2 separate regions of the Homo sapiens genome follow, and region 2 is linked to region 1. A link is an interaction called in ENCODE POLR2A ChIA-PET data of the cell type or tissue named here. Cell type or tissue: Panc1. All regions are shown on one strand. Links, peaks and the distances in the headings refer to the core of each region. The heading gives the core; the rest is flanking DNA.

Region 1 (2,922 bases), core at 304-2,803:
TTTGGGGGCTTTGTGGAGAGAGGCAGACCCAAAAAGAAGTATGTACACTATAGAGCTGAAAGAATTCTCAGGGAAAAAAATAATTATCTCAACCAATCCAATTCATGATCCTAACTCTCACAATGGTCTCTCCAACACCGAGAATAGGTTAGGTATCCAGGCAACATAATCAGCAATGCTCTCAACCTTATTTCTGAACCTTATTATGATTCCTCTCTTGATCCCTCCCTTTTCTGTTTTCTAACATCATTTCCTTCCCTAATTAACCTGGGCCCTGTACTACATCAGCTCAACTAATCCCTTTACCTTACTTTTTCTTCCATCACTCCTGCCCTACACAAGGTCCTAAACGCTAGATTCCTCTAACCACTCATCTTTTTCTACTATGAGAGCCGAGTTTTTGAATATGACAAAATAACTGCTACAACTATCAAAATCTCAGATGGGCCTCAACACTGTTCAGCAATCCTTTTCTGTTTTCTGGGAAAGTAAAAACATTTAATTATGTATGGGTTAGGACGGCCTATAAATTAGGTAATAGAGCAGGAAGTTGAATGGGATTCATATCTGTTGGCTCTCCTTATTTCAAGCAGGAAGCAAAACCATCTTTTGAAGTTATAACCACTAATCCGATAGTGGACTATGTGCCAGGTTCTATTCCGAACACTTCACGTGTATCACCTGATGTAACTTTTATCTAAAACCCATGAGGTGGGTGTTTTAATTCTCTTCACTTGGCCGAAAAGGAAACAAAGACACAAAGTGGCTGAGTAACTTGTTCAAGGCCACACTACTAGTAAGCAGCAGAGCTAGTATTTGAACCCGGCAGTCGGACTCCGATGTCTGTTTTTTTCCATCACATTGGTATGTCTGAAAGCACAGCATCTCAGGCAGCCCTAATACGGTTAAAGATTGCTTAATATATGTCAGGGGAAGTGTTCCAAGTATTCTTTCCAACTCAAGGTTTAATTCTCTCTTCATGTACAGGAAAATACTCCTAGATAAGAAATCATTTAAGCATGAAGATACTGCGTATTTGGTATGTTTTAGGCCTTCAAAAGCAAAATCCAGCTATATTGCAAAGGATTTTGAGAGTGTGTGAAAGCTGGTATAAAATACTGGTTAAGGGAGTGTATTCTTGAGCCAAACTAACAGGATTACTAGCTATGTAACCATGGGCAAATTACCTGAACATACAGAACACATAGAGGAAAATTCCTTCTGGTTGAGAAAGGAATAAACTGCTGCAACTAATAACTAGAAATCAATCAAAACTTTTGCATCTAAAAAGAAAAAACTCAGAGGCAAATTATAACCAGTATGACTTATACAATCTAATACCTTAATACAGATGAATAATGCAGTGTTTTTTTTAAAAGCTAAGATGCAAATAAATAAGCAAAGGTCATGAATAGAAAATTCATAAAACAGGAAAAACAAACCACTTCTTTTTTTGAAAAAATGCCTACTTGCATTAGTTTTTTGCTTTGTTTTTGTTTGTTGTTAGAGACAGAATCTCACTCTGTCACCCAGGCTGGAGTGCAGTGGCACGAACATAGCTCACTATAGCCTCAAACTTCTGGGCTCAACAATCCTCGTACATCAGCCTCCTGAATGGCTAAGAATACAGGCACATGCCACCACACCCAGCTAAGTTTTTTAAAAGATTAATATGTCTGTACAGCAAAGTCTGGAAGGATACATTATAGTGTTAACAGTAATTACTCCTGGTAAGGTGAAGGAAGAAGAGAGAGGGCCCCAAGGCAGGAAACACAAGAGAAGAAAGTCAATTCCCCTTAGGGCCTCCTTCCTCCAGTAGCTCACTTCGTAGTGCAGTCTCTCTTGGATACGGCCTATCTTGTGATAGGCAAAATTTGGGTTACATGCCTCCATCCTAATTCCAAGGGAGACAAAATATCAATTTTTAGTGTTCCACCCTGGGGAGCCAAAGCAGGACTCATAAGGCTGAAATGAAACTCATAAAGTTATTTCAAAGGTGCTCAACAGTTGGAACACAAAATACATACTGAATTACCACACCCAGGAATGGATGATAAATCATTATCTTAATATCTATATTCTATGAACAGGAAATAGAGAATGCTACTTACTTGCCTCGAAACATTTGCAAAAGCCTAACAATAAATTAATAGATATTTAAGAGAGAAAGAAATAGAAATGGGCTTGTAATTGAAGCTTCCACATGATCCTACTACATACTGTAGTACAGTAAAGTAATACATTTGCCTGTGGAATATGTCAGCAACTCTGGTACTTCACAACCCAGACTACTAAATACTCTTTATAAATCAGCAGTGTACAAAGCTCAGGAAAGAAAAAATAAGCACTTAAATTAATAAATCATAAAATTGTGTCCATTTCAACACTGACAATATAAAATTTCTTACATTATACCTGGCTTCTCTACCACGTATCTGACTATACAGGGACTTTAGTAAAGTTAACAGGGATTGGACATAGTAAACCTCCAGGATACAACCAATTTTTAAAAACACGAGTCTAACTATATGTTCACTGTTGTAGATATTTTTAACATAAAATATCACAGAGATTTGTCTCATTTAGAACAATGAAGACTGATGTTTTCATTTTAAAGGAAACATGTCTAACTCACAACAAAAGCAAAAAGAAACCAAAACTTGGCACTTAATTTTGGCATACCATTTGCGAAATATTCTGCTGAGTCACAATCCCCATCACTACCCGACCAAACTCCCTAGTATTTTCACTAGACAACTAAGAAATATAACCATGGGCTGCCATTATATAGCAGAGTATCTCAGCAATTTGGAAAAATGGCAGCCCCTGAACCACAGGCTCTCCAATTCTGTGCTTTTGGGCCTCTCCAACTCTGCACTTGGAGCTATGGCCTCATTAACCTGCTTGTGCTACTCTCTTGCA
Region 2 (2,922 bases), core at 106-2,605, 78 kb before region 1:
CCCCAAACTTCCCCACCCCTGGGGAGAAACATAGTTGAAGATATATTTTTGCAAAATCCCTTCAAAGAGACTGAACTATTCTCCCAGTTAGATACACAGCCTCAAAAAAACAAAGTATCAGAGAGAGGAAAGTTGCAACATGCCATAATCCTAGTGTTCAACCTGAGTAATTTTTTTTTTTTTTTTTTGGGACGGAGTCTCCCTCTGTATCCCAGGCGGGAGTGCAGTGGCACGATCTCGGCTCACTGCAAGCTCCGCCTCCCGGGTTCTCGCCATTCTCCTGCCTCAGCCTCCCGAGTAGCTGGGACTATAGGTGCCCGCTACCACGCCCGGCTAATTTTTTTGTATTTTTTTGTAGAGACGGGGTTTCACCGTGTTAGCCAGGATGGTCTCGATCTCCGTGATCCGCCCGCCTTAGCCTCCCAAAGTGTTGGAATTACAGGCATGAGCCACCGTGCCCGGCCAACGTGAGTAATTTTTAATAGATTAAAATATTGGCAAATAGCCTGTTTCTGTAAATAAAATTTTAATGGAACACAGTCATGCCTGTTCATTTACATATTGCATAACCCCTACCCCTAGAATTGAGCAGTTGCAACAGAGGCCATATGGCCTGACAAAGCCTAAAGTGTTTACCTATTGGGTTCTTTACACAAAATGTTTGCCCACCCCGGATTATATCATGGACTCGACTTGTTTTGGTTTCATATTCATAGTCTGAATATATTTTGGTAGCCTTAACAGTTCTACAGGGAGAGAATATACAAGTCAGGCTATTCTAGGTTTTCTGTAGTTTCACAGATTTGTCATTATAATCAGATGGCATCCTGAATGGTGTCAGTTTCTTACAAGCTTGATTAATGAGTCTGTTACTAAGAAACTGATTTAGTGATTTTTTCCCCCCATCCCCATGCACACAAAAATGAAGACTGCAAAATGTTGTGACGTTTAAAGTACTACACCCTAAAAGACCTTATTAGGTGACTGGGTGACTCCATAACCAGTTTCTGTAACAAAGACTCCTCTGGGTCTCCTCCAGTCTCATATTGCCATCAACCTAAAGAAAGCTGACAGTCCACTCCTTTTTTCATCATGGAAGGTAGCCGAGTTATATAAAGACTTGGAATCAGGATATTAAGGTTTGAGTCTGTTTACCACTCACCATTTAATCTGGAAACAAGTCATTTAACCTGCTGATCCTTGTTACATCATTTGAAAACAGAGGAGAGGGGATGTGTTTGTTGTGAGGTTATTGTGTTTAAGTGAGCCAGTTGTGAGCTAGCATAGTGGCCTGGTATATATAAAGTCCTTAGTAAGTCTAAGTGTAGATGACTAGACAGTAAAAATCTGGGTATGTTGCTAGGTAGCTATTACAGGGTGAAAAAAAAAAAAACTTTTCAGAGGCTAGCTGTGGTGGCCTGTAATCCCAGCACTTTGGGAGGCTGAGGTGGGTGGATACGTTGAGAGCCCAGGAGTCCAAGACCAGCAGGCAACATGGCGAAACCCCATCTCTACCAAAAAAAAAAAAAAAAAAAATAAGCTAGGCATGGTGGTGCGTGCCTGTAGTCCCAGCTACTCAGGAGCCTGAGGTGGGAGGATGTCTTGAGCCCAAGAAGTCCAAGCTGCAGTGAGCCAAGATCACGCCACTGCACTCTGGCGTGGGCAACTGGGCAAGACCCTGTCTCAAAAGAAAAAGAAATTCTTAAGTATTTGTGTGGGTGTTTTCCCCACATATTTATACTGTAACCATCAGCTTTTTACTCTGTAAAACATATTTTGTTAGCTTCTTTAAGATGACATTATTCAACCATAGTTTTTTGGAGATGGTTGAAAAAGATAAGCGAAAACGACCACTACTCATCACTGTTAACATTTTGGACGTAAACATTCTTATGTTGTGTTTGACTTACTAGGGCTTGCGTTTCAAGAAAGCCCATGTAACACATCCTGAACTGAAAGCCACCTTTTGCCTACCAATACTTGGTGTAAAGAAGAATCCCTCATCCCCACTGTATACAACTTTGGGTGTTATTACCAAAGGTACTGTCATTGAAGTAAATGTGAGCGAATTGGGCCTTGTGACACAAGGAGGCAAAGTTATTTGGGGTAAGTGAATTTTTGAATACAGGGCTGCTGTGTTCTGCAGTACTAATAGAAATACTATTCAAGTTGATGTATTAATAAAATATACAGCAAATTTTTTTAATGCAGTAGAGCTAAAACACTGTAAATCAGATGTAAATATTTAGTAAAAAATACTTTATAGAAAAAGTTGTTATAAATACAATTGTTTTAAAATTTAGCTTACTGGTTTTAGTTACATAAGGTGTAATACATTCTGCTAGATTTATTTTTATCCTTTTTAGCCAGGCACAGCAGCTCACGCATGTAAATCCCAGCACTTTGGGAGGCTGAGGCGGGTGGATCACCTGAAGTCAGGAGTTTGAGACCAGCCTGGCCAACATGGCAAAACCCCACCTCTACTAAAAATACAAAAAAATCAGCCGGGTGTGGTGGCGAGCACCTCTAATCCCAGCCACTTGGGAGGCTGAGGCAGGAGAATCACTTGAACTCAGGAGGCGGAGCTTGCAGTGAGCTGAGATTGTGCCACTGCACTCCAGACTGGGAGACAGAGCAAATCTCCATCTCAAAAAAAATTTTTTTAACCTTTTTAATAAAAATTATTATAAGGGAAGCAGATGCAAAGTTATAACTAAGAAATATTATAAGAAAATAGAATAAATTAACCATGAGCAGAGGAAGGGAGGCATATATCAAACATATTTTAAAAGTGAGGTCAGCTTACATGAAGTATTAGCCAATGACTAAAGATGTCTTCCGTAAGAAAAAATTTCTTTTGCCACAACTTTATATTATGTAAATACTTCTTATATTTACATGCTAACATTAAGAGAAAATACC

What was found. ChIA-PET counts read pairs that join two places held together with the same protein. Peaks named below come from ENCODE experiments on the same cell type or tissue, not always from the same donor. Only the 100,000 strongest peaks of a DNase experiment are listed, where the experiment ranks them.
Region 2: POLR2A ChIA-PET joins it to region 1 with 5 read pairs; 9 of 35 experiments call an interaction of 5 or more read pairs at or near these places.

Annotation. Positions count from the first base shown.
Region 1 is chr5:74,849,429-74,852,350 of GRCh38, forward strand. All of the region lies in intron 1 of FAM169A (family with sequence similarity 169 member A), which reads right to left. Among named protein-coding and RNA genes, the nearest start is that of FAM169A-AS1, 15 kb to the right of the region's middle. RefSeq lists an enhancer at 2,614-2,793. In Panc1, for the core only: no CTCF peak of the experiment used is centred there; no DNase peak of the experiment used is centred there; H3K4me3 peaks cover 166 bases; H3K27ac peaks cover 2,009 bases.
Region 2 is chr5:74,771,955-74,774,876 of GRCh38, forward strand. NSA2 (NSA2 ribosome biogenesis factor) reads left to right here. Exons shown (of 6, transcript NM_014886.6): 5 at 1,914-2,106. Among named protein-coding and RNA genes, the nearest start is that of NSA2, 6.2 kb to the left of the region's middle. In Panc1, for the core only: no CTCF peak of the experiment used is centred there; no DNase peak of the experiment used is centred there.